7 separate regions of the Homo sapiens genome follow, and regions 1, 2, 3, 4, 5 and 6 are each linked to region 7. The links are chromatin contacts, found by Hi-C or POLR2A ChIA-PET in ENCODE. All regions are on one chromosome and are shown on one strand. Each heading gives the region's core, a stretch centred on a gene start or an enhancer-like site at or near the end of the contact. The rest is flanking DNA. Distances are from core to core; before and after follow the strand shown. Region 1 holds the start of SFXN3 (sideroflexin 3). Region 2 holds the start of FBXL15 (F-box and leucine rich repeat protein 15). Region 3 holds the start of WBP1L (WW domain binding protein 1 like). Region 4 holds the start of C10orf95-AS1 (C10orf95 antisense RNA 1). Region 5 holds the start of ARL3 (ARF like GTPase 3). Region 6 holds the start of TRIM8-DT (TRIM8 divergent transcript). Region 7 holds the start of OGA (O-GlcNAcase).

Region 1 (3,459 bases), core at 1-2,500, 790 kb after region 7:
CGCTTTCCATCGCTCTCTGAAGCTCTCAGAACCGCCTTCCTCTCTGCCTCCGCTGTCGCCGCCGGGCCCTCCCAGCCATCACGCGGGACGTCACGCGTGACGCCGACCAGCAGGGAGGGGCAGGAGCTTCCCGGCCGCGCCCACCCGGTGGGCACGGGGATTGGCAGAACCTGAGGGCGGTGGGTGTCATTCGAGGCGATGCCCCCAGCCTGGGCCACCTGGACCAGGCCCTAAGCTGCTTCCCAGAGCCAATCCCACCTCGGGGATCAGTTCTGGCCCCCTCCCCAGCCAAAGGGAGGAGGGGCTGGAGCCGCGGGCGCTGCTCCCTTGGTTTACAGTCCCCTGGCGGGCCTCAGCAGACCCCCAGCCCTGCAGCAAGCGGTCTAGGTGCCCAGAGAGAAAGCCCCGGGCGCAGGTGGGCGGTGTGGAGGGGCGGTCCTCTGCTGGCGCGCCGGGAGGGACTCGGGTTACCGCCTGGCTTGTTTACTTGATGGCTGCCTTGGCAATGGCCTTTGGCTTGCTTGTCCCCCTGGGCTCCTACCCCAGTATCCACAAGCTCCTCTTGTAGCAGCGCGGCATTCGCATCACTTCACAGCCCCGTTCCTGTCGTGCCTGTGCCTCTTCTATGTCCCCAGCCCTCTCCCTGCTCCCCCTCTGTAACCCCTAGCTCCACTGTGTCCCTGGTCTCCTTACGCTCCCAACCCCTAGCCCTGCACCCCAGACCGTAGCCCCACCCCTGAGATGTGGAGGGGCAGACGACCCCAGGAACCTCGCGGTCTGCATCCGAGCAAGTGCATCAGAAGGATTCTTAGGATTCTTCCGGTCCTGGGACCAGCTGCCCCACCCTGCGACCATTCCAGAACTGGGTAGCCAGAGACGCCTTCTGACAGAGGAGGAGGATGCAAGTGAAGAAGGCACCCCCTCCGCCACGCACATACTCACAACTCACCCAGCCACCACACAGAGCACGCCTGCAGCAAACTCAGGCTCACGTCCCGCTCTGCCCCGTGACGTCCCTCCACGGAGGCCTCAAGGGTGCCCAGGGAGGGGTGGCAATTCCAGGAGCCCCGGTAGCTGGCTCGGCTCAGAGAAGAGGTGGTTCGAGCCGGAGGGGAACAAGCCAGACCCAAGCCCTAAATTTGCGGAATGAGCTAGGGCGTCAGAACCAGAACTGGGGTGGGTAAAGAACTCCGCTGCCCGGGACCAGGTAACGCTCGGCTGTCCCTGGCGCCTAAGGGAGGTGCCGGAATAGAATGACTGGCGGCCCTACCAGCCAATGGGAGCCCGGGGCGGTGCAGGCCAGCCCAATTCCCGCAGCCTCCGCGCAGCGTGGGTGGGGTTTGCCGGCTGCGGCAGTAGCTCTCGCCTGCGGGTGGTTTGACAAGGCTGGCGGCGCCACACCAGCGACCAGGTGAGGCCGACCAGGCACAAAGGGGTGGGGGGCCTGGAGGGCCGAGTTGATGTTGGGGTGCTTCATTCTAGGTCCCAGAGCTTCTCTGAGGGAACTGGCCCTGGGTTTTGCGCGGGATGTCGTGGGACCCCTCTCCAGCAGATCCTCCCCAAAGCTTGGGAGAGGTTCATGCAGCCTCTTTAGACCCGGAGCCGCAGCCTGGAGCCCGCGGGTGTCTGGGGGTCTTCCTGGGCCTCAGCTGTCTAAGGTCCTGAAGCCCTATCCTCGAGGCCCAGCCCGCCCCACGCAGCCCCCGCCCCACCCCGGGCCACCTCCATGCCCGCATATGCATGAGAGAGGTGATGCCATGAGCTGTCCTGACCTCTCTTTTGTCTCACACCTCTCTAAGCCCCAGGGCCCGCAGTAATCCCAACTCCACTCTCAACCTCTACTGAGGACTGGGGACGGGAGTAGATGACTCAGCCCCGAGCAGGAATGAGGGGTGAAAGGTTCCCACCTGCCTTGTATAAAGTCAGCGAGAGTCCAAGATGGTGCCTGGACGGGGCAGTTCTCTGGCCTAGGGTGAGACAGGAGGGGGGCCTAAGGCATGGGAGGGCAGGATGCTTAAACCAGGGGGAGGGGTGGAAGTTTTAGGGGGCAGCAGGGGAAACATTTACACCCCTCCCTCATCCCTGCTCTCCCTGCCCAGGCCTGGAGCTCACACTTCTGAGAGGCATCGCAAGCGAGGGCCTTCACGTTACTGAGACCCCAGCCCCGCACAGAGGCTCATGGAGCTCGAAGCACGCAGGGCTGGCCTCTCCAGAGCTAGCAGATTCCTTCTGGACCTGTAGGGTGCCGCCCTAGCCCAGCCGCCATGGCGCAGGGTTTCGCAGTGGGCTTCGACCCACTGGGCCTAGGAGACCTGAGCTCCGGCTCTCTGAGCTCCCTCTCCTCCCGAGGCCACCTAGGCAGCGACTCAGGCTCCACCGCAACGCGATACCTGCTAAGGAAGCAACAACGGCTGCTGAACGGGCCCCCCCGCGGAATCCGAGCCTCATCGCCCATGGGACGCGTCATCCTCATCAACTCCCCCATCGAAGGTAGGGGCGGGACCCAGCCACTGGCCTGGGTTGGGGAGGGTGGGGGTAGGGGACAATGGGAACTCAGCAGGAGGAGGCAGAGCCAGTATGATTGGGGGAATTCAAGAGATGGGAGTCACAGGGAGGTGGCAGGCCGCCTGGGAACCCATACACTCTTCCTCACCTGCCCTTGGCCTCTCCTCCAGGCCAATCCTGCAGGGGTCCAGGGTCGTAGAAGGGTCAGAGGAGGGAAAGAAGGCCATGGCAGCAGGGACAGGCATGCGTGTGGTATGCTAGCCCCTGGTGGACAAGGCAGGGGATTGAACTGGCCTCTCTCCCATGGGCTCTGCCCTTCTCCAGATCCATTGTGTGTACTTCTGGGGGATGGGGCAGGATAAAGAAGGACATCCTCCATCAACCAGTCCATTGTGTGACAAGCTCTGTGCTGGGCTGCGAGGAGTCAGTGCCCAAGCGGGTAGACAGAATTCAGGGCTTCCGTGCTGAAGGAGGGGAATGAAGGCAGCACAGCAAATGTTCAGAAGAGGAGGGTTGAGGGTGGAGAGGGAGCTCCATCAGGGAAGGGGAGACCTAAGCTTATGTAGTTGCTTAATGCCGCTTCATGGAGCACAATTCTATACCAGCCCTGGGGAGGTGTTACAAGGGACCTAGAGAGAAATCAGGCTCCCTCTTCACCTTCCAGGAATCTACAGTGTAGCAGGACAGAGCAATAAGAACAGCTGGTGGCAGGGGTGAGCTGTCACCAACAAAGGCTGGAAGTGAAAAGCATGGAGCATGGTAGGTGGGCACTTAGGAGCCAGCCTGGCTGTAGTGACAGATGTGAGGTGACTAACAGCTGATGAGCAAGACAGGACCTAGAATGCCAGGTGCGGAGCCAGGCCCCCTGAGTCTGAGCTTTCTGTGAGCAGGACCAGATAAATATCTCCAGCTCCTCTCCTCTTTCTTAGCCAGCAGAGCTCCCCTGGCTGGATC
Region 2 (3,463 bases), core at 903-3,402, 600 kb before region 7:
CTGCAGGTTGACAAAAGGTGCGAAGCCCGCCATATCCTGCAGCAGCACCAGGGCCTGGTGCAGCGGCGGCTCCACGTCGATGTCCACGCCGCGCTTCCGCAAGCGGCTCAGGCTGGACTCCGCCACATGGTGGCAGTGCCGCACCCGCAGCGAACGCAGCACGGGGCAGTACTCGGCCAATGTCCTGAGGGAGGAGCAGGGTGAGGCTAGGGACATGAGGCCACCACACCTTTGGTGGGGTAAGGTGGAGGCCCGGGCTCACTCAGCCTCGGACTGGCTCCGGCAAAATCCCGGTCTCCCTCCAGCTCGGGGCAGGGGCATACTTTTTCCGTCCCTACACAAGGGAGGCGCCTGGATTGGCTTCCAGTGAGCTGGAGACTTCCTGTCTCATTTAAGGGGGGAACCTGGCCCTCAGCTCCGCCTAGGATTGCAAGATCTCCCCCTTGTTGAAGAAAAGCCAGAAGTCGACTTTCTATGTGAAATCTCCCAATGTGTAAACATTGGTTGAAAAAAGTTTTTAAACTATGGGCTCTCTGGCCTAGGCAATCCTAGAGGCCCTTTCTGTTCAGAATGGGGGTGCTGTGGTTTGCAGGAAGATTCAGAACCCTCAGTCCGGCCTTTTAACAACTACAGCCCGCCCCATACCAGCAGAGGCTAAGTGACTGCCCTCCTCCCGCCCTATCAGGCCCAGGCACCTGACACCGTCGCTTCCGACGCGGAGGCAGCCGGTGAGGTCAAGGTGGTGGAGTTCTGGGCAGTTCCGAGCCAACTCTTGAACCGCGGCGTCCCCCACGTTGGCGTTGACGGCCAGAGAGAGGCTGCGGAGACCAGCGCCGCGCCTCTGCGCCAGGTACACGATGGCCTCGTCCTTGAGCTGGCGGCAGGCGGTGAGATCCAGCTCCTCCAGGGCCGGGCAGCGATCAGCGAGGCCGCGCAGCGCCAGCCCGTCCACCCAGTCACAGTGCGCGAGCGACAGGCGCTGCAGGCGTGGGCAGCCCTCGGCCAAAGCCCCAAGCGCCCGGCGACTCAGTTGCCCGCAGCCGCCCAACGCCACACTCCGCAGCTGCGGATTCCGCGCCAGCACCGGCACCAGGTCCTCGTCTGACAGCCATTCGTGACACGGCGCCAGTGCCAGCTCCTGCAGCCCCTCGGCATCCCGCAGCAGCCGGGCCAATGCGGCCCGCGGGATCTGCGGACCCACCTGCGGGCGGGGAGGCACCCCAACTCTCAGCCCGTCCCGCACTCCTCAGCCGCCTATGCACCCCTGACCTGAGTTCTTTTCTGGCAGCCTCCTGCTCTCCCAGGAGAGACCCCACTTTCCCTCTGAGTCGCTACCGAGTATTTGCCCTTTGGTGCGTGGATCCCTTCCGGGCAGCCCCGGCGGCCCAAGGGGGTCCAGAAGGGCATACTGCGGGGCTGGGGGCTGGGCTAGAGGCGGGGCGGTACCCAGGCAGGGGCGGGGCTTCAGCCCCCGGCTCACCTGCGCGGCATCGAAGCGACGCAGCCCGGCCAGGTGAAGCTGCACCAGCGACCGGAAGGCCCGGCTAACGCGCTGCAGCCGGAGCAGCTGGCGCAGCGGGACCCGGTTCAGGACGTGTGGGAGCAGCACGTCTTCCCAGGGCAGGTCCAGGAACCTGCGAGTAAAGGGGCGTTGGCACTGGCGTCCCGGGGCCACTATTACCTGCGAGTCCGCCTCCGTTATGTTCCTGCGCCCCAGCTCCCAAGAGCGGCCCCCAGACCCAGCCCCGGCTCGGCTCCCCTCCCTCAGGTTCCTCTTCCCTCTCGGCCCCTCCGGTGCTCGGTACCTGACGGCTCCGGGCTCTTGCTCCCCTCCGGACGGCTCCATCGGTGGCTCCATCGGCTGTCTATTGCGCGTGCGCAGTAAGATTTTCTCGCTTTGGCCTTGGAGTGGCCGCACCAAACCCGCCTCCTTGGCCTGTAGAGACAGACCTATTTAATCGAGTGCCGTCTCACCGAGGATCCGATCTGAAAGCTTTTCGGGTGGACCCCGAAACGGAGGCGGAACAGACCGGTGGTGTAACATTAGGCCTCGCCTTCTCGGCTACAGGGCTTGAGGCCTGAAGCTGGAGAATGCGGTGGGCATCAGAGACTGGCTTCTGTCGTCCTCTTGAGCCAGTAGCCGCCTCTGAGCGAAGTGGTGGTGGGAGGAGCAGGCAAGGCCAAACGCGGAGGGGGCGGAGCCAGGACTCTTAGGTTACCGGCCTCTCCTCTGCCCTCTGGTCGCGTTTAGCGACTTTGAAAAACGGGGAGAAACTATCCAGGCTCTTACTGTCTGCCACGTAGCAGGTGTTCAATAAGTAATTGTTGAAATAATGAATGAATTGGCGAGGCTATAATGTTTCCCTCATCAAGTAAACCTGCTCAAACCTCCCATTCCTGATTAATTATGAAGAGCTATCCAGCCTCTTCCACTTCGTAACAGTTTGGGCCGCGTTTCCGCCGGGGGAGAGAGATGTAGGGGGCGCGAAGAAAGACTATATTTCCAACTGGGTCCCTTTCATTTCCTCCAAAGGTCCAGAGTCCTAAGAAGAATGAGAGCTCAGCTCAGCCCGCCAGTGGTAGTGCTTCTCGGCTGGCCTTGGGTTTAGTTGTAGGGTCTGGGGCTGGGTCCGCCCTGGGACAATGACGCCCCAGACCTCTGGACTCAGCTTCAGGGCTGCCTCTCACCGCGTCCCCAGGTCCCAGTCCCAGGATCCGCTTCGGGGAACCCCAGGAGTAGTGCCTTCCCCCATCATCCACGGGATGGGTGTGGGGGGATGTGAAGGACGCGAGAGCCACTGCACCGCTGACGGTCTGGCGCTCCGGTGCAACCGCTTCAGCTGGCTCATCACAACGAAAACCACTTCTCATCTGTTATCTCGTCAAGGCTTCGGGCACCTCTGAAAGGTGGGCAGGTCTATGCTATCAGTCCATTTTAAAGATGGGGAAACCGAGGCCCTGGAGAGGAAGCCCCTTGTCCAGAATCAAGCCAGACGGGAATAGAGAACCCAGACATCTGGTTTTCCCAGAATTCCTTCCACGTTTCCCCACCCCGCAAGGCAGCGAGAAGGGAGAAGCTAGCAGCGGGGAGAGACAAGAAAGGGGTCAAGTTAGGTGAGGGCTTGCTATCTCTTCTTCCTCAGCCTGCTTAGGGAGGGGGTAGCTGGGAGGACAGACCCCTGCAAAGATAGAGCCACGTGAGCGCGCACCACCTCCGGCCGCGCGCCTCGTCCCCCTCCCCTCTTTGTTCGCGCCTCTGCGCCTGCGCAGTGCGACAAATCTGGCGCTGTCCCCTTCAGCACCACGCGGAGTCCGCGCCGCCCCTCCCCGCGGTGAGCCCCGCGCGCCCCCGCCTCGCACGTCCTCGCGCCCCCTGACTGCCCGAACAGACCCCTTCTTCCTTCCGAGGTCACCATCTGCCCGCCCTGGCCCTCCCAAAGAGAGTAGTTGCCATAGTAACTCC
Region 3 (3,394 bases), core at 753-3,252, 930 kb before region 7:
CTATATTTTGTTGTCAATACCTATACTTAACTTTACTGGTCCTGAGGGCTATAACATTTCTAGTAAACAAAAAAAATATATTTCTTCTGCCAGTTTATGATTTCCACTGGAAAAACAACCCCAACAAAGGCTAAAACAGAAGGGTCCCAACCCTCGAAAAGGGAATACACTGGGCTAGAAAATGAGCTACATTCCTTTCACATGGTATTTCTAGTATACACAAACATATCCTGAGGAAAAATTAGACACTTCAATGCATAAATAAATTGTGGTTTACAGATAACAGAATGTTACTTGGTCATGAACAGGAATGAAGTACTAGTACATGCTACGATGTGGATGGGCCTTATAAACATTACGCTAAGTGAAAGGAGCCAGGCACAAAGACCACATATTGTAGGATCCCGTTTATATAAAATATCCAGAATAGATAAATCCATAGAGACTGAAAGCAGACGGGTGGTTGCCAGGGGCTGGGGGAAAAGGGAGACAGAGAGTAACTGCTTAGTAGGGACGAGGTTTTCTATTGGGGTGATGAAAATGTTTTGGAACTAGATAGAGGTGGTAGTTGCACAACATTGTAAGTGTACTAAATGCCACTGAATTGTTCACTTTAAAATGGTTTTTGTCATGTGAATTTCAACTTATTTTTTAATCAGTATTTTAAAATAGAGGATAATGGGCAAAACAAGATGTATTTGTGAAAAGGCAGCCCTAAAACTCCTAGGGAAAAGATAAGTATTTTTGCTGGCACTCAGTTTCTGCTCTTGTTCACAACACAAGTTCAAGCGCTAAGTTGTATAAACTTTGCCACTACGCTATGCGTCTATGTGTGTATGCCTTTCTGAAAAAACGGGGAAAAGAACAGAAAGTGAAGAAAAAAGAATCATAAAGCTTTGCCACATGCAAGGAAGGAGGGGTGATTGCCCCCACTGCACCCCACCCAACTTGGCACCAGGAGTAACGCTCCCATTAGGGTTTTGAAATGCCAGCTGGAGCTGGAATCAGCACAAGCAAGCTTCTCTGCCTGGATAAAGAGCAAGCCACCCAGCAAGAAAAGCTAGGGTGCTCCATTTGCTGCCCATATTGGCATCAGAACCACCCTCTGGTCAAAAGCCCTGAGCTGGCTCAGATCAGCATCCGTGACTTGCTCTCCCAGGCCAGCCAGCCTAACAGCAAGAGCTTGTTACAGCTCAAGTGTGCTCCTCCTCCTGAGGGGTTCCACTCTGTTTCATCCCACCTGCCTTCTGAGAGTCCTCCCTCCAACCAAGTGCGCCATGGCTTACAGATTTTAAAATGGGGCCAAGTCTCTCCCAGGAACATAGTAATTTTTTTTAAACGTACTAAGATGCCCTCGGAACTTTCCCCAGTCCATCCTTAAAGAAATATCCTCAGGATCCCCTCCCTCACAGGCCAACTCAATAGCCTGTGTACCCCTACACACACAGACGTACATACTGCATTACTGCCTGGGACACCTGCTCCACAGAGGGACACGAATAAGGCCCACATCCTCAGCTTGGCACCGCTATCCAGCCACAGTCACCCCAGCCCACCTAACCAACCTGCCGTCTCAAACGCCCCTCACTCGCTTGGCATCATGCCTCTGCCACCTCCTTGACACCAAAACTGTCACAGGTGTCCCTCAGCTAAATACCGACGCCCCTTTAGATCCTGTCCACGCCAGGCATAGACGCCCCTCTCGGGACCCCTCAACTCTTGGCAACAACACTCCTTCAGACCCCTCCAGCCAGGCCTCGACGACCCCCAGGACCCAACATGGCCCAGACGCCCCCTCCCCCTTACCTGCGGGGGTTCAGCCCTGGCTGACAAGGGGCTGGGCAGCGCCTGGAGGAGCAGGAGCGCCATGCCACCCAGGAGCCTTCTCCTCTCCATCCCCCTCCTGCTCCTGCTCCTCCGCCACGGCGCCGCCACCTCCCTCCTCCTCCTCCCTCTCCTCCTCTACCCTCTTCTTCCTTCTTCCCTTCTTTTCCTGTTTGACGCTCCCCTCCCGCTTCCGGCTCTGCTCCACCCCGCCCCGCGCAAAACACCCTCCCAGACACGCGAGAGACTCTCCAGTTCCAGCGCTTCATTGGCCTTTGCCCTTTGTCCATTGATCAATGTAGCTGTCGATCAAATATAAGTCCCGCCTTCCCCTGAAGACGAAGCGATGCAGCCAATAAAAAGTAGGAGGAAGCCGGACCATCTTGAATGCTGCGAAGAAGTGTAAAATTCGTCCCAACCCGCAGAGAGTGGCGGAAGCAGCTTCATAAGGGGGCGGGGCCACCCAGGTGGATGGAAAAGTCTATTTCTGATGTAGCCATCTTGAGTGTGGCGGAAGTACTAGTTTTCCAGTTTTCCACATCAAAAAAAGAAAAAAGGTTTAATGTTTCTCAAGGGTGTTGGAAAATAAATTATTCCTGAAAGGTAACCAGGCGCTCCTGAAGAGGAAAACAATTGCAATGTAAAAATATTTTAATGTCTTTTGTCTTGAAGCACAGCACTATTACCAGGATGCCTCTCTTGGTCTCAACTGCCCAAATAGCAGCTTAGGTCCGTTTGAATTCCCTAGAAGATAGTACCTTTATCTGAGGCATAGTGCTTCGTCACCCCAAGTTCGACGGACAAAATTCTGGTTCTACTTCACAAATTGCTCTGAAATCCATCATCCATTGCTTCAATCCATGTTCTTCTAGCTAAATACAAATGGCTTCCCTGCTGCCCTGCAAGTTGACAATTCTTCCTCTCAAATTTCCGCCACACACTACAACCATACCACATTAAACCAAATATTACTATATCATGGCCTCTTCTTTTAAATACTTCATCTACCTACAGAATAGAGAGTCCAAACTTCCCAACACGGTCCTCTCTGTGACTTCGTCCCTGTCTACTTCTCTTTATCTCACCTCTCACCACTACATTTTCCCACACATTCCACTCACACTGACCATTGAAGAGATGCCCAGTAACTTCATTTACATATTACAGATACAGTTCCCTGCTTACAAACTCCTAGCCCCATCTCCTTGCTGCTTCTTCTGGATTCTTGTAACACTTATATCTGCGTGCCTGGTTTGCAGTTTTTTGTACAGCATACCAGGTCTTTCTTCTTCTTCTTTTAAAGCCTATAATATCCTGTACAAGGCTCAACCAGAGCTTGATCAATGTTGGTAAAATAGCCAGGTGTGGTGGCTCATGCTTATAATCCTAGCCCTTTGGGAGGCTGAGGCAGGTAGATCCCTTGAGCTCAGGAGTTTGAAACCAGCCTGGGCAACATGGAGAGAACCCTGTCTCTACAAAAATAAAAAAACTAAATTAGCCAAATTAGCCAAGCATGGTGGTGCACACTTGTAGTCCCAGCTACTTGGGAGGCTGAGGTGGGACAATCACC
Region 4 (3,659 bases), core at 37-2,536, 630 kb before region 7:
GGGCCGACCATGTATGTGTACAGCTGGCCGCCGCCCAAACAGGGCGTCTGGCCGCCGCCGCCGCAGCTGCTCACCTGCACCTACCTGGCCGCCCCTCTGCTGCTACCCCCAGTCCAGGCCCACAGCTTCCGCAGCCGGCCCGGGAGCCTGCATGCGGGCGAGTGGGCGGCCCCACGGGAATACCACCGCTTCTACGGCCCCGCCGCGCCACCCGAGGCCGCGCCGCCCTGGTGGGCCTGCCCTCCGGCCTACGCCACGACCCTGCGCCGGCCCTGCGCCGCCGCCGGCATCTCGGGACTGTCGCTGCAGGCGCCCGCGGCGGTGGCCGAGAGCTGGGCGCCGTGGCCGGAGGGCGGGAGCCTGCAAACCGAGCTGCGCTGGGGCCGCGTGGAGCGCGCGCGGGGCCCCCCTCTGCAGCTACCGGACTTCGTGCGCCGGGAGCTGCGGCGCGCGTACGGCACCTACCCCCGCGCCGACGTGCGCGTCACCCAGCGCCGCGGCCAGTTCCTGCTGCAGGCGACGCCGCGCGTGCTCGAGCCCGACCACCGCGTGGAGTGGCGCGTGCGGCGCCGGCCCGACAGCGGCGACAGCAGCCCAGCCCGGGAAGCCGCGGAGCGCGGCCGCCCCAGGAAGAGCAAGGGCCTGAGCTGAAGCCGCCGCAAGGCCTAGGGGCGGGCCCGCGTGCACGCGCTTGGCTCTTTCCTGTGTGTGCCGCCGCCGACAGGCAGAAGTGAGCCCTCACCTGTGCGCGGGAGGCGGACGCGCTGCTCACCTGTCTTTTTGGCTTCTCCCATGACTGCCGGCCAGTTTCCTGCACTTGTTTCTCTCGCTTTATTGCTGGACGGTGGGAGAAGGGCAAGTGCAAGACGGAATCGAGGGCACCTCTGGGTGTTCTGTACCTCTTTTCTTCTTGCACCTTGGGAAGTGGAGGACGTGGGATGGAAGAAGGGCCTGGACCTCCCTCCTTCCTCCTCCCCACCTTCTCCTAAGGAGCTTGCCCTGCAGTAAGCCCCAACTTTCCCTTCCTCTTTTCCCTCTATCAGAGTCGTCGCCCACCCCCCTTTCCCACCGCTCCCCTACCCCCGCCTTCCTGCCAAGCCGAGGGCGACGGTGATCCCCAGCTTAGTAAGAAAAGTAAATAGGCCGGGCGCGGTAGCTCACGCCTGGAATCCCAGCACTGTGGGAGGCCGAGGCGGGCGGATCGCTTGAGCCCAGGAGACCAGGTTGGAGACCAGCCTAGGCAACATGGCGAAACCCTGTCTCTACAAAAAAAAAAAAAAAAAAAAATAGCCGGGTGTGCTGATACACTACTGTAGTCCCACCTACTCGGGAGGCGGAGATGGGAGGATCACCTGAGCCCGAGAGGGCGGGGCTGCAAGGAGCCGCGAACGCACCACTGCACTCCAGCCTGGGTGACTGAAACCCTGTCTCAAAAACAAAAACAAACAAAAAAAAAAACAATAAATAAATGAGCGAAGTCAAGTATACACTGCGAGATCATTGTTATGTTTTGGGGTGGTGTTTCTCCATCTGTTTATCTGTTTAATGGGAGTCTTACCGCCCACCCTGGGGTACAGGAAGGTAGGGTGGAGGGGCGTGAAGTTGAACTGGCCCTCTGGAGAAAGCATGTGTCTGATCGCTGGGCCCAGCTGCCCTCTTCACCATCTCCCTCCAAGTGTGCAGGCCAGCACCTTCTAACTCTCCTTGGTCCTTTGGCCCACCACCCTCCGAGATGCTGAGGGCATAAGCTCTATTTTTGAAGTGTGGAAGGCTTCACTAGGAGAGGGATGTCTGAGACCTGAGTTTAGGGCTGGCTCTGACATTTTCTACCTGTGTAACTTAAGGCTTTCTGACTCTCAGTTTCTTCATCAGTAAAAGAGGCGTAAAAGTAACCCAGCCTAATTGGAAGTTAAGATGAATGTCTCGGCCCGGCCTAATTGGAAGTTAAGATGAATGTCTCCGCCCGGCGCGGTGGCTCATGCCTGTAATCCCAGCACTTTGGGAGGCCAAGGTGGGCGGATCACGAGGTCAGGAGATCCAGACCATCCTGGATAACACGGTGAAACCCCGTCTCTACTAAAAATACAAAGAATTAGCCGGGCGAGGTGGTGGGCGCCTGTAGTCCCAGCTACTCGGGAGGCTGAGGCAGGAGAATGGCGTGAACCCGGGAGGCGGAGTTTGCAGTGAGCCGAGATGGCCCCACTGCACTCCAGCCTGGGCGACAGAGCGAGACTCCGTCTCAAAAAAAAAAAAAAAAAAAAAAGATGAATGTATCTTCTTGTCTCCCAATTCTTGCTAATAATCGTTAATTCTTAATAGGCTGAGGTTTGCAATATTCTAGGAGTTTTCTGGAATGTTAGGCCACATAGCCAATTTTAACTAGGATCTAGCCAGATTTGAGGCCCAGCTGTAGAAATTTCTTTTACTGAACTTCCATTTGTAACTGACCAATAGTTACCTGGGTATACACAGGTGAGTTATTGAAGCTGTAGGCCAGCTGATTGGGCACTGCTGTATTTGTGAGCTTCTTGGAGAAGTTGTCTCAAACCTCAGCCCTTGGAAAAGGTGTTTCTCCTGATCAGTGGTTTGCTTTTGTCTTTTAAGCGCTACGAATCTCATTACTGATCATATTTTTCTTTTGGTCCTGGTTTCCAAGGAGCTCAGAGCCAAATTTGCTTTGTGTCTTTTTTTTTTTTTTTTTTTGAAACAGAGTCTCACTCTGTTGTCCAGGCTGCAGTGTAGTGGCATGATCTCAGCTCACTGCAGCTGCAACCTCCACCTCCTGGTTCAAGCGCTTCTCCTGCCTCAGCCTTCCAAGTAGCTGGGATTATAGGTGTGTGCCACTACGCCCAGCTAATTTTTGTATTTTTAGTAGAGATGGGGTTTTCCCATGATGGCCAGGCTGGTGTCAAACTCCTGGCCTCAAGTGATCTGCCCGCCTTGGCCTCATTAAGTGCTGGGATCACAGGCATGGCCACCGTGCCCGGCCTGCTTAGTGTCTTTTATATAAAACCTGCATCCTGAACTCTGTTATCCCTAGTTTCACCTTATTTTTCCTTTGTAAAAAATTATAAAACACAAGAAGGTGAGGTGGCATAGTGTGATGGGTCTGCTGTGTGACCTTGGGCAAATTAATGTCCATGAAACAGTTTCCCCATCCCAAATGGGGATGATGATACAAAAACCTATCTCATGAGGTTATTGAGAAGATGCCATGACATCTGTGTTTCTACAGTGCACAGAAAGCATTTACCACGGTGCCTGGCATGTGTTAAGTGCTAAAATGTTAGTGTTTGTTTGTTTGTTTGTTCGTTTTGAGATGGAGTCTCAGTCTGTCACCCAGGCTGGAGTGCAGTGGCACAATCTTGGCTCACTGCAACCTCTGCCTCCTGGGTTCCAGCGATTCTCCTGCCTCAGCCTCCCAAGCAGGTGGGACTATAGGCATGCGCCACCACACCCGGCTAATTTTTTTTTTCTTTTTTTGAGGTGGAGTCTGGCTCTGTCTCCCAGGCTGGAGTGCAGTGGCATGATCTTGACTCACTGCAACCTCTGCCTCCTGGGATTCTCTGCCTCAGCCTCCCAAGTAGCTGGGATTACAGGAGCACGCCACCATGCCTGGCAAATTTTTTTGTATTTTTAGTATGGACAGGGTTTCACCA
Region 5 (3,601 bases), core at 778-3,277, 900 kb before region 7:
CTTCTGAGGTATCCTCTTACAAGCAGAAGTGCACAAGATTACTGTTTGTAGCCCCAGGTAGGGAGAAAAACGAAACATCATCGCTGGTACTCACATCAGAGGAAGATCAAGGTAGCCAAAGACCCCAGAAGGTCAGACACAAAGACCACTGAGACAGGCAAGGATTAAGGTCAAGGCTGCCTAGAGCAAGCTGGAAAATGAGGGTAATAATTACAAGAGCAGGCCCAGGTATAGGCTTATGGGTACTCGTCTGACTCCAAGGCAAGTGGGCTGTTAGGCACCAGACAACTTAGAAAGAGCAACCTCCCTTGCCTTTTTCACAAAAGGGCCAACAGTCTGGAGATGAGTAGATTATAGGGGTTTGTGCTCCTGTATCACCTCCATTCATCACCTCCTTAGTCAAGGCTCTGAACTGCTTTTTCTCTCCAAGGATCTGAAGCAGGTATGCAAGCAGCAGATGTTGATTTTTGTTTTCATTTTTTTTTTTTTTTTTGAGGCAGGGTCTTGCTCTTTCACCCAGGCTGGAGTACAGTGATGTGATAATAGCTCCTGGGCTCAAGCAATCCTCCAGCCTCAACCTCCCGAGTAGCTAGGACTACAAGTGCGCCACGGAACCTGGCTAATTAAAAAAAATTTTTTTTTGTAGAGGCAGGGTCCTACTGTGTTGCCCGGGCTGGTCTCCAACTCCTGGGCTCAAGCCTTCCTCCCCTTCCACCTCTCAAAGTGCTGGGATTATAGGCATGAGCCACTGCGCCTGGCCGCAATTACCAATTTCTAGGGGTTGTGAAAATGAAATTTGGTATGAAATGTATTTCATTAGGAAGGATGTAATTTCCATACGGGCTGATTTTGTCCACTGCTGTGTCTCCAGCGTCTAGAACAGGGCCTAGCACGTTTGTGTAAACTCTTCTTATAGTCCTCTGCATCGGGAAAGGGATGGGAGGTAGCACTTCCCAACCCACCCCAGTGTCCCACTTGCTCTTCCTTGGCTAAAAATGCAGGCTCATTTTTGCCTCCTCCAGGACTACAGATGGTACGCGGTCCTGTCCAAAGCAGCTTAGCAAAACCGGCCAGAGGCTGGGCACAGTGGCTCACCACTTTGGAACACCTGTAGTCTCAGCACTTTGGGAGGCCTAGGCGGGCGGATGGCTTGACCCCAGGAGTTCGAGCCCAGCCTGGGCAACATGGCGAAACTCCGTCTCTACAAAAACAAAATACAAAAAATTATCCAGGCGTGGTGGCGCCCGCCTGCAATCCCAGCTACTCGAGAGTCTGAGGCGGGAGAATCGCTTAAGCCTGTGAGGCAAAGGCTGCAGTGAGCCGAGATCGCGCCACCGCACTCCGGCCCGGGCGACAGAGCGACACCCTGTGTCAAAACAAAAACCGGGCCGATCCCCAAAACGCCTTTCACCTGTGCTTTCAGCTCACCTCAGGGCTCAGGGCCAGCCCCCAGGCTGCTTCTTGCCCTCCGACAGACGGCCTCCCCCCATCGGTACTCCCCCATCCCGGACAGCTCGTAACGCCCCAGCCGCTCGGCCTGGCACTCCTAGGCAATGGGGGTCAGAGCAGAGGGGCCCATCTGCAGCCCCAGGGCGCACTTCGCGCCACGTGGCTTCTGCAGGTGGAAGTCCAGCCCGCGCTGCAGCCCCGCCTGGGCAGTCAGGACAGCAATCTCAGCACCCACCCGAGATGTGGGGATTGGAGGTAGACAGGGCGAGCGCCATTGTCCCAAGGCCCCTTACCTGGTCCCGGGACAAATGCCACCAGTTACAGCCCGCCTTGAAAACTGGCCCGGGTGAGAGGAGGACCTGGGCTGGGGAACTGCCCCCACGCCCGCCCCACGCCCCTCCTTTTCGACCAATCCCAGGCCGGGAGGCTCCCGCCAGCCACGTGGGCAGGCTTTCTCCACTCCCTGGTCCAGGCGAGCCGGCGGCGGCCTCTGCAGCTCCCGTAGCCCGCCCACTGCGTGGGCGGGCGCCTTAGCGCACTTGCGCACTCTGGGGAAAGCGGAGCTGCACCCCGCCCCGTATTGCTGCTCAGCTCCTCAGCTGTGCGTGCGAGGGACGTCGGGGGCGGCGCCGCAGCAGTTGCCCCTGGTAACGGGGGAGGCAGCAGGAGGAGGAGGAGGAGGAGGGACTCGGCGGGAGGATGGTGAGTGTGGGGGCCTGGGCCCCCTTGGAGCCGGCCGGTTATCCCCCTCCCGTCCCCAGGCCCAGGGCGGAGCACTGCGCTTAAAGCCAAGGAGGGAATGGGACGTCGCTCAGCCTGCTATCTGGGTTGTGGACTGATTTCGGGGGTCGGCGGGGAGACCCGAGGGTGGGCCCTGGAGGGAGGCCTGGGCCTGGAGAGGAAGGCGGGGCTTGCAGCGGGTCCGAGGCTTGGGGAAGGGGCTGGCAGAGTGCGCGGCTGGCCGGGTGCGGAGCCCGGGCTCCATCATTACTCTGGGGACAGGGGTGAGGGCGGATCCCAGGAACTGCGGAGAGCAGCTTTCGCTAGCAGGCTTAGACTTCCCGGGCAATCGGTCTCGCGGCTTTGCAGTAAAGTGGGGTTCGTCTGGAGCCCGGCCAGAAGCGGAGAGAAGGCCGGCCCCATTGGCTCTGAGGTCGCCCTGGCGGTAGCAGGGGAGATGGTAGCCTAGCTCTCCTCCTTCTCGCGCTGTGCGGGCCCCTGGGGGGTAGGGAAGTAAGTCCCACGACACAAAGGGGTGCCGCTTGGAAGGGATGCCTGGTGGATTTTACGCCGTCTTGGTGTCTGCGTGGCGGGTGCGCTTCCTCAGTCCCGAATTATTTAGTTATTTGCTGAGAGTTTTGCAGGATCTGATTGTTGGTGATGACCGATTTTTCATTCAATACATAATCCATGTTGATGAAGACATATTAGCTGCTCCGTCTCTAGAATTTCCTTCGAAACCTTTTGCAGTCTCCTCTTGCGTGTGACCATACCAGGACCAAAAGATCTTAATCCTAGCTTGAGTTCTCCAAACTGAAAAGAACGAGAAGTTAAAAATGGAGATCGAACTTCAATCCGGGGCAAGGCTTTTCTCTGTCAGTCCCAATTAAAGCTTTCCCAAATTCTAAATTATGGTTGTGACAGATCTGACCGTTGACACTCTGTTTCTTGTTAATGTCTGTACAGTTAGTTGGAGGGAGTTAAAATGGAATTGAGTAATTTTAGAGCTATCAAAGAAAAATTGATTTTGAACACTTAAAGCAGGTTAGTTGGCTGCAAAGAGCCTGTCATCAAACTTATAGTCACTGCTCCAACTCTCTTCCTAGTTCCTTTCTTGACTTTTAGAAATGTTGAGCCATTTCTGTTGATTTAAGAAGTAAAAAAAAAAACAAAAAAACTAGATGCCCAGGAAAAAAAAAAATAGATGTATGTTTGGTCAGATTATCCAGTGAGTAGATTTAGAAAGGAAAAAAAAAACTCAATTGATTTTACATTGTCAGATTGTTAAAGAAGTAGGGTTATTTGATCTGAAGTTGCCAATCACATTTCACACTTGCTACACTTGCAGTTTTTTTTTAACCTCAGGCTAAACAGATTTTTACAACTGTTTCTTTTTCTTAATCATTTATACGTGAGCTGTCCTTTTAAAGTT
Region 6 (3,363 bases), core at 580-3,079, 820 kb before region 7:
GGAGGTGCCCGCGGGCGGTGGAGGGCTGCTGCAGGTGCGTCTGCACGTGGGACTGGCAGCAGGGCGCCTCGCAGCGCAGGCAGACCTTCTGCGCGGGCAGCGGGGGGCCGCGGCGGCAGAACACGCAGTGCAGCGCCGCCGGCGGCTTCTCCACGTGCAGGGCATTGAACTTCTCCACGATGTTGGTGAGCTTCAGGTTCTTCTCCAGGCCCGGCTTCTGGTTGTAGGCCTGGTTGCACTCTGGGCAGCGTACGAGGCCGCTGTCCTTGGCCCACGCCTCGCCGATGCAGCCCCGGCAGAAGTTGTGTTTGCACGGCAGCTGCACTGGCTCCACGAAAACGTGCAGGCAGATAGGGCAGATGAGCTCCTCCTCGAAGCAGTTCTTCCAATTCTCCGCCATGGCGGCCGCGGGCAGGGGGCCGGGGCAGGCCTCCCCGACTCCCCAGCCCCGGGGGTCCGTCCGGAGCCGCTGTAGGCCCACCGAGCCCCGAGCTCCGGCCCCAGCCGGCCCCGACGGTCGCTCAGTCAGCAGCGCCTTCCGCGTGCCCGCCCCCCGGAGGAGGGAGCCGCGGTCCTCACGCCGCGCGCGCAGCGGGCTGCGTCTCCTCCTCCTCCCGAGCGCCTAGCGGGAGGCGGCGGACTGCGCCAGGGCCGCGGCCGGGACTCCAGCCTTGGAGGGGAGCGCCGGGGTCCAAATTCCATATAAGAGGCCGCCTCCCCGTCGGCGCGGCTAGGGCAGTGGCGGCCCGCGGCCTGCGCTCGTCCCCGCGGCTGACATTGGGGCGCGCCCCGCGGCAGACGGAGCTTGGGAGCAGCACACTTCTTCCGGCGGCGGCGGCAGCGGCGGCTCCTGCCTGGCTCGTCGGCGCCGCACCTCCCTCGCAGGGGCCGGAGCCCGGGGTCTGCGGGGCCAGGAGGCGAGGGCGGCCGCGCCGAGGGCTGCTAGATCCGGACGGGGCGGGAGGGGCAGGCCGGCGGTCCCCGGGCCACGGTGCAGGCGTCCCCCGGCTGGCTGGCCGGGCGCGGGCTGCGGGGCGCGGGCGGGCCGACTCCGGGGCGCTGCGTGCGCGCAGGGGCAGTCATTCAGATGAAATTCCAGTCCCCGGCCAGAGACACCAGCCCGCCTCTGCCTTCCTCCTCCCTTCACAAATAGAAACGGAAGGGGGAGGGAGAGAAGTGGAAAAAAAGGCAACCGGCGAGGGAGGGAGGGAGAAGCCCCGGCGGCGCTCCGGCCTGACCCCCGGGCGGCTACTTCTGCGCTCCCCCGAGGCCCGGCGCCCCCGCCGCGGAGAGACCCCGCGCGCCCGTCTCCGCGCTGGGCGGGCGCCCGGGCTCTGCCGAGGAAAACAAGGATTGATCAAACTAGAAAGGAATTTTTCTCAACTGCTAATGAACAGGAGGCTCGGCTCCCGGCCCTCCCCTCCCCTCCCCCGGCCCTCCCCCTTCGCCCCCCCGGCCCCCTCCTCCCCACTTTCTTTTCTTCTCGGCCTCTGCTGGGGCCTGGAAGGCTCGGGGCTGCGGTCGGAGCCAGCCTGCGGCGGCGGGGCCAGGCCGAGCCGCCACCCTCAGCGCCCAGCCATCTTGGGCTCCGCGGCGGCGGCCGGGGTCTGGGCGCGCTCGCTGAGGGCCCCGCGGCGTCCTCTCGCTCCTGATTCTTTTTTTTTTTTTTTTGGTGGGATTTTTTTTTTTCCAAGGGGAGGGCTGGCGGCCTCCAACAAATTAGGAGAGAGAGAGGGAGAAAATGCCAAGTCCCGATTTCTCTCCACCTCTGCTCCACCCACCCCGGTCCTGTCCAAAAAATAAAAGAAGATGAGAATTGGAAGAAGTCGGCAGAAAGGCGAGAGCCCGCGGTCCCCGGCTGCTGCCCAGGCGACGCGTCCGGGGCGGGCCCGCACCCGTTGCTCGGTCCGAGGTCCGTCTGTCTGCCCGCGGCTTCTCAAGGGAGGGGAGGGCGCTTCGGGCAGGGTCTCCGCAGCCGCTGTCGCCTCAGAGCTTTATCCTCAGATCAAAAAAGAAAAAACAGGAAGAAAAAAATCCCAACCCCAACACTCTCATCACAGCCACCTTCAGCCATCTTGCGCGTATTATTATTTCAGGAATAATCTGTTTAATAAAAATACCTGCGTATCCAGCCCCTCCCCCGCGTCCTGGGGTCCCCGCCCCCTTTTAATAATAATCTCGATAATAAAAACGATCGGCGGGCCGGGCAGTCCGTGGCGGCCCTTTCCTGCCTCGACTTGCTCGGGCCCGGCTCTCCCCCCGCGAAGGGGCGCCCCGGGGTGGGGGTGCGTCCCCGTCACCCGCGCGGGGAGGAAAGGGCGCCCTCGCCGCCGCCGCGAGGAAGGCGGCGGCGGAGATGCCGCGGCCCGCGGGACCAGCCGGAGGGGCACTCGGGGGTCCCGGGGCCCCCGCCACGGCCCGGCCTGGGAGTCCGCAGCCGGCCGTATACAATGGGTTCGGAGCAGAGCGGGGCAGGCAGGGTGGGGAAACGGGAGGGCCAGGGGCTGCAGCGAGCCGAGCTCCCGGGCTGGGGCGGAAGGAGACGGGGGGTGGTGTCCCTACATCAAGGCCGGTCCCGCTACTCGGGAAGGGGGCGGAGAGCTGCGGCGCTGGGGGGCGAGGAGAAAGCGGCAGGCGGCGCCTTTAATCGGCACCCGCCGGTTCGGCCCACCCGGCACTGGCGAAAGAAACGGGCGCGGTGGGGGGGAAGGGGCGGGGCGTGCTTTCCGGAAGTACAGTTACAGGGCCGGGCGCCCGGCTCCTCCCCCTTTCCCTGTCGCGTTGGGGCTGTTCCGGAGGCTGCTCCTGCTATTGGCCCACAAGCTGAGGCTCCACCTCCCTAAGGCGGGGCAGACCCGAGAGTCTCACGTGACTCTCACAAACTTCGGTACATTAAACATTGGGATGGGAGGGGGTTTTCCGCGCTTGTTAAAAAAGCGATGATGCCACGGCGTAGTGGGACCACCTCTTCCTGGGCCTGAAGTGAAGACCCGTGGCTCTTTTTACCCAGAGGGAAAGGAGCGTTTGTCGGTCTGCTCAGCAGTCCGGTGGAACTGAGCAGGGAAATGCAAAGGTTCAGTGTGGGGAGATTTCCCGATGTCCTTAATACTTTTAACTTCATCCCTGGCACTTTAAACTACCTAGCAAGATAGGCATTTATTCCTCTATTAATAAGGAAACCATGGCTTAAAGAACTGCAGAAATCTGCCAAGGTCAATGGTCAGTCAATAAATCTTTAACAAAATATTTTTCTAGGCCCTGAGAATTCCCAGAAAAACGTACAAAAAATTTAACGTAAATACACGGAGGACAATTTACGTGATAGAGAATAACAGGCTCACACAAAGGCTTTCTGAAAAAGTG
Region 7 (3,429 bases), core at 909-3,408:
TTTTGTATTTTTAGTAGAAACGGGGTTTCTCCATGTTGGTCAGGCTGGTCTCGAACTCCCGACCTCAGGTGATCCATCTGCCTCGGCCTCCCAAAGTGCTGGGATTACAGGTGTGAGCCACCACGCCCGGCCTATTTTTATTTTTTTATAAAGACTGGGTCTGGCAATATTGCCCAGGCTGGTTGCAAACACCAACACTGCGCCCAGCCATCTGGGCCTGATAATTTAAAAGGACTCTCATTCCTCAGATAAAAGTTCTTTTCGGCCAGGTGAGGTGGCACGTGTCTGTAATCCCAGCACTTTGGGAGGCTGAGACTGGAGGATCACCTGAGCCCAAGAGTTTGAGACCAGCTTGGGCAAGATGTTGAGACCCCCGTCTCTACCAAAAATGAACAAATTAAAAGAGTGTGGTGGCGGGCACTCGCCTATAGTCCCAGCTACTCGGGATGGCTAAGGCGGGAAGATCCCTTGAGAGCCCAGGAATTCGATACTTAAGCTATGATTGCACTAGCCTGCGTGGCAAAATGAGACCTCTTCTCTTACAAAAAAAAAAAAAAAAAAAAAATTGTGTTCTCAACCCCAACGGACCACAATATCCAGTAAAGCTGCTATGGCCCCTAACTCTCAGCACAGGAGGTCCCTTAAGAAAATGCTTGTCCGGCCGGGCGCGGTGGCTCACACCTGTAATCCCAGCACTTTGGGAGGCCGAGGCAGGTGGATCACCTGAGGTCAGGAGTTCAAGACTAGCCTAGTCAACGTGGCGAAACCCCGTCTCTATTAAAAACACAAAATTAGCCGGGTGTGGTGGCGGGTGCCTGTAGTCTCAGCTACTCGAGAGGTTGAGGCAGGAGAATAGCCTGAGCCCAGGAGGTGAAGGCTGCAGTGAGCCGAGATTGCGCCACTGCGCTCCTGCGCTCCAGCCTGGGCGACAGAGTGAAACTCTGTCTCAAAAAAAAAAAAAAAGTTTGCTCCTAACCCCCATCTCAACAATCCAGGACTGAAAAGAAGAGGGACCATGAAAGTCCCTGAAACTACAAGTTGGGCTACGGCTAAAGAAGGTAAATATCAGACTGAAGTGTAAGATGGACATTACTAAGTCTTAATCATCATTTCATGTTTATACCTCACAGGTTGAGATAGATTTCTCAAGCATCATAAATGTAAAGTGCATTAGGGTAGGTCTACAAGAGAGCTCTGAGAACATACAGCAAGGAGACCCAAACCCATCTAGGGCTCAGGGAAGGCTTCCCAAGGAAGCGATGCCCATGCCGAGGCCGAAGGGATCTCATGCCCCACTGCACACACCGCGCGCTCCCCATTCCCAAACAAGGCAGGCTTTTCATGCCTCCCTACCTTTGGACTCTGTTGTTCGTTCCACTTTCCTGGAGTGCTGTCTTCCCTCCCCTTCTGCTCAGTCAGGCTAACTTCACATCCTTTATAATCCAGCTGAAAAGTGAAGCCATGCCCACGGCCTCTCCCCAAAGGAGGAGTGAGTATCACCTGTTCTGAGCTCCGAAGTTCTTGGGGACACCTTGTGGGAACTGCGTGTGTGGTGGCTTGTCTCCACCACCGTACTGTGAGCTCATAGTGTTCTAGAGCCCAGCACGAGGCAAGCTCTATAGATGTCTACTGAATGAAGGAATGAACGAATGATTACATTTTAAATGGGATTAGGGGAAAATGATTCAAGGCAGAGGGGTGAGCTGAGCTCCTTGGAATGGTGTCTTTACCGAACCAAGCCTGGGTTAGGCAGATGTAATGAGCCCACCTATTACAAGAATCTCCATAGAAAGTAGGTCAGTTCTTTCCTATCTCTTTAAGAACGAGAGGCCGCGGCTCCGCGCCTGCGCACTGAGAGAATAAACACCTCTCCTTTTCACCTTCCCCCCTTCTCCCTATTGCCCCAACCGGCGGCAGCCTCCTCCCATACTCCCCTCCTTCGGGGCGGGTAATGGTCCGTCCGTCCCAGGGTGCCAGGCTTGTTTCGGAGGGTGGCAAGCAGAAATGGTACATTCCACTGCCTTCATTACCTTCTGCTTTTCGCGTCTCCTGTTCTATTTCCCCCTACCTAAAGAAGCTTAATAGGCTAGCCCCAAAGAAGGCGGGGGAGCCGGGCGGAGGGGACCGGTCTGAGCCGGTCTGCAGCGCAAGCGCAGTGCGGATAAACAGGAAGCGGGCGGTGGAGGCAGCAGCAGAGGGAGAGCTCGGGGCTTGGAGGGGAAACAGCGGAAGACCTAAGATTATCGGGAGGGCAGCAGAGGCAGAGAACGAGGACAGGACCCTTGGCCGTCTTCTTCCAGGGAACGAGAGGTCACAGCCTCGCTCTCCGCTTAGGCTTCTGGCGCCCCAGCTTAAAGCCGAGGCTGCGGCTGACAAAGGGCTCGCGCCGGTGCCGCCGCCCTTCTCATCCGGGCATTCGGGTCCCTGCGGAGAGGGAGGGGGAAGGGCAGAGGGGGAGGGGAAGGAGCCGGAGGGGCGCACACTTGGAGCTGAAGCCCTCTCCAGGGCTCCGGGCCGGTGCCCCAACGGACAGAGGTCGAGGAGGACCCGCAGAGGTGGCAGCGGCCGGGGGCAGGAGGATGGTGCAGAAGGAGAGTCAAGCGACGTTGGAGGAGCGGGAGAGCGAGCTCAGCTCCAACCCTGCCGCCTCTGCGGGGGCATCGCTGGAGCCGCCGGCAGCTCCGGCACCCGGAGAAGACAACCCCGCCGGGGCTGGGGGAGCGGCGGTGGCCGGGGCTGCAGGAGGGGCTCGGCGGTTCCTCTGCGGTGTGGTGGAAGGTGAGCGCCCTCCTTCCCTCCCCGTTTTGGCACTAACACGTTCTGTCCTCGGGAGGAGGGTGGTGGCGGGGATTTTGGAGACTCTAAAAGGCCGGAAAGCCTCTGGGTCTGAAATGTGGCCCTCCTAAAGCGAGGGGAGAGACGAGATGTTGGGCGAATCTCCTTGCACGTCTTAAGACGGCGTCGAATTCCCCCCTGGCCACTCACAAGTCTGACCCCACCCGTCTTGGGCTTGGAGCCAGGCCACCTCCTAAGGAGGCGGTGGTTAAGAGCCTGGTGTTCTGTTAGCCTCTGAGTTCTACTTCTTTGTACCTTGGGATCTTATTCCCTAGGGTTGTCTGGTTCCAGTGAAAAAATATGTGTAGTGCTTCTGTCACCACCCTTTGTGGAAAATCGGCCCACACTGACGTGCTTGTACTTCTGGAGTGAAGAGAAGCACGTTTGGCCTATAGTATTTCAAGTTCCACTTGGCTTAGAATATTTTTGTTGCTTCCCCCCACCCCCGCAAAGATTCATTTGCAACTTAGAAAATTGCCCTCTTTCCCAGCTACTGTACTTTGCTCTCGAGGGATGAAACTTTGGCTTTAATCACAGATTCTCGAAGTATCTGAGATGCGTAATTGGAATTTAGTGACCGCAGAAGCGGCTTTA

Evidence for each region. A loop is a pair of places that touch in the nucleus more often than their neighbours do. ChIA-PET counts read pairs that join two places held with the same protein, here RNA polymerase II (POLR2A). Pooled maps may share reads with other maps.
Region 1: a pooled map shows a loop between it and region 7 (9-fold over the local background). The contact joins the promoter of SFXN3 here to the promoter of OGA in region 7. A Hi-C loop is called at or near these places in 7 of 50 pooled maps. POLR2A ChIA-PET finds 5 or more read pairs at or near these places in 3 of 52 experiments (CD4-positive, alpha-beta memory T cell, MCF 10A and activated T-cell).
Region 2: a pooled map shows a loop between it and region 7 (14-fold over the local background). The contact joins the promoter of FBXL15 here to the promoter of OGA in region 7. A Hi-C loop is called at or near these places in 1 of 168 maps with a recorded cell type or tissue (naive thymus-derived CD4-positive, alpha-beta T cell), 1 of 37 single-sample maps with no recorded cell type and 11 of 50 pooled maps. POLR2A ChIA-PET finds 5 or more read pairs at or near these places in 6 of 52 experiments (CD4-positive, alpha-beta T cell, WTC11, activated CD4-positive, alpha-beta memory T cell and 2 more).
Region 3: a loop to region 7 is called in a map of CD4-positive, alpha-beta T cell, with 3 times the contacts of the local background. The contact joins the promoter of WBP1L here to the promoter of OGA in region 7. A Hi-C loop is called at or near these places in 2 of 168 maps with a recorded cell type or tissue (CD4-positive, alpha-beta T cell and naive thymus-derived CD4-positive, alpha-beta T cell) and 6 of 50 pooled maps. POLR2A ChIA-PET finds 5 or more read pairs at or near these places in 2 of 52 experiments (CD4-positive, alpha-beta memory T cell and GM12878).
Region 4: a loop to region 7 is called in a pooled map, with 9 times the contacts of the local background. The contact joins the promoter of C10orf95-AS1 here to the promoter of OGA in region 7. A Hi-C loop is called at or near these places in 8 of 50 pooled maps. POLR2A ChIA-PET finds 5 or more read pairs at or near these places in 7 of 52 experiments (B cell, CD4-positive, alpha-beta T cell, CD8-positive, alpha-beta T cell and 4 more).
Region 5: a map of B cell shows a loop between it and region 7 (10-fold over the local background). The contact joins the promoter of ARL3 here to the promoter of OGA in region 7. A Hi-C loop is called at or near these places in 1 of 168 maps with a recorded cell type or tissue (B cell), 2 of 37 single-sample maps with no recorded cell type and 8 of 50 pooled maps. POLR2A ChIA-PET finds 5 or more read pairs at or near these places in 7 of 52 experiments (CD4-positive, alpha-beta T cell, MCF 10A, OCI-LY7 and 4 more).
Region 6: a loop to region 7 is called in a map of B cell, with 15 times the contacts of the local background. The contact joins the promoter of TRIM8-DT here to the promoter of OGA in region 7. A Hi-C loop is called at or near these places in 8 of 168 maps with a recorded cell type or tissue (B cell, CD4-positive, alpha-beta memory T cell, CD8-positive, alpha-beta T cell and 3 more), 12 of 37 single-sample maps with no recorded cell type and 18 of 50 pooled maps. POLR2A ChIA-PET finds 5 or more read pairs at or near these places in 7 of 52 experiments (CD4-positive, alpha-beta T cell, CD4-positive, alpha-beta memory T cell, H1 and 4 more).

Annotation. Positions count from the first base shown.
Region 1 is chr10:101,029,025-101,032,483 of GRCh38, reverse strand. SFXN3 (sideroflexin 3) reads right to left here and starts at 1,250. Exons shown (of 12, transcript NM_030971.6): 1 at 950-1,250; 2 at 2-170. PDZD7 (PDZ domain containing 7) reads left to right here and starts at 1,355. Exons shown (of 17, transcript NM_001195263.2): 1 at 1,355-1,411; 2 at 2,100-2,490. The coding sequence starts at 2,265. RefSeq lists an enhancer at 728-937.
Region 2 is chr10:102,419,525-102,422,987 of GRCh38, reverse strand. It overlaps FBXL15 (F-box and leucine rich repeat protein 15), which reads right to left and starts at 2,152. Exons shown (of 4, transcript NM_024326.4): 1 at 1,806-2,152; 2 at 1,481-1,634; 3 at 696-1,201; 4 at 1-184. The coding sequence starts at 1,858. It also overlaps a transcript of PSD not described here. RefSeq lists enhancers at 1-44, 235-294, 525-854, 1,765-2,234 and a silencer at 1,355-1,524.
Region 3 is chr10:102,742,556-102,745,949 of GRCh38, reverse strand. It overlaps WBP1L (WW domain binding protein 1 like), which reads right to left and starts at 2,002. Exons shown (of 4, transcript NM_001083913.2): 1 at 1,807-2,002. The coding sequence starts at 1,896. It overlaps SFXN2 (sideroflexin 2), which reads right to left. Exons shown (of 12, transcript NM_178858.6): 12 at 2,458-3,394. RefSeq lists enhancers at 1,136-1,365, 2,306-2,355 and a silencer at 1,866-2,025.
Region 4 is chr10:102,447,444-102,451,102 of GRCh38, reverse strand. It overlaps C10orf95-AS1 (C10orf95 antisense RNA 1), which reads right to left and starts at 1,286. Exons shown (of 3, transcript NR_038938.1): 1 at 1,081-1,286; 2 at 773-916. C10orf95 (chromosome 10 open reading frame 95) reads left to right here. Exons shown (of 2, transcript NM_001363580.1): 2 at 1-1,266. The coding sequence starts at 10. The coding sequence ends at 651. RefSeq lists silencers at 116-605, 646-725.
Region 5 is chr10:102,712,823-102,716,423 of GRCh38, reverse strand. It overlaps ARL3 (ARF like GTPase 3), which reads left to right and starts at 2,027. Exons shown (of 6, transcript NM_004311.4): 1 at 2,027-2,151. The coding sequence starts at 2,149. It overlaps SFXN2 (sideroflexin 2), which reads right to left and starts at 1,788. Exons shown (of 12, transcript NM_178858.6): 1 at 1,743-1,788. RefSeq lists enhancers at 810-1,385, 1,386-1,962 and silencers at 1,748-1,897, 1,716-2,110, 2,178-2,227, 2,268-2,367.
Region 6 is chr10:102,641,655-102,645,017 of GRCh38, reverse strand. It overlaps TRIM8-DT (TRIM8 divergent transcript), which reads left to right and starts at 1,829. Exons shown (of 1, transcript NR_186489.1): 1 at 1,829-2,226. TRIM8 (tripartite motif containing 8) reads right to left here and starts at 539. Exons shown (of 6, transcript NM_030912.3): 1 at 1-539. The coding sequence starts at 400. RefSeq lists enhancers at 160-289, 391-1,146, 1,147-1,901 and silencers at 390-1,369, 1,450-1,549, 1,820-1,879, 2,210-2,839, 3,272-3,363.
Region 7 is chr10:101,817,173-101,820,601 of GRCh38, reverse strand. OGA (O-GlcNAcase) reads left to right here and starts at 2,158. Exons shown (of 16, transcript NM_012215.5): 1 at 2,158-2,778. The coding sequence starts at 2,580. KCNIP2-AS1 (KCNIP2 antisense RNA 1) reads right to left here and starts at 1,534. Exons shown (of 3, transcript NR_045118.1): 1 at 1,354-1,534. RefSeq lists enhancers at 2,129-2,248, 2,050-2,625 and silencers at 2,399-2,458, 2,539-2,598.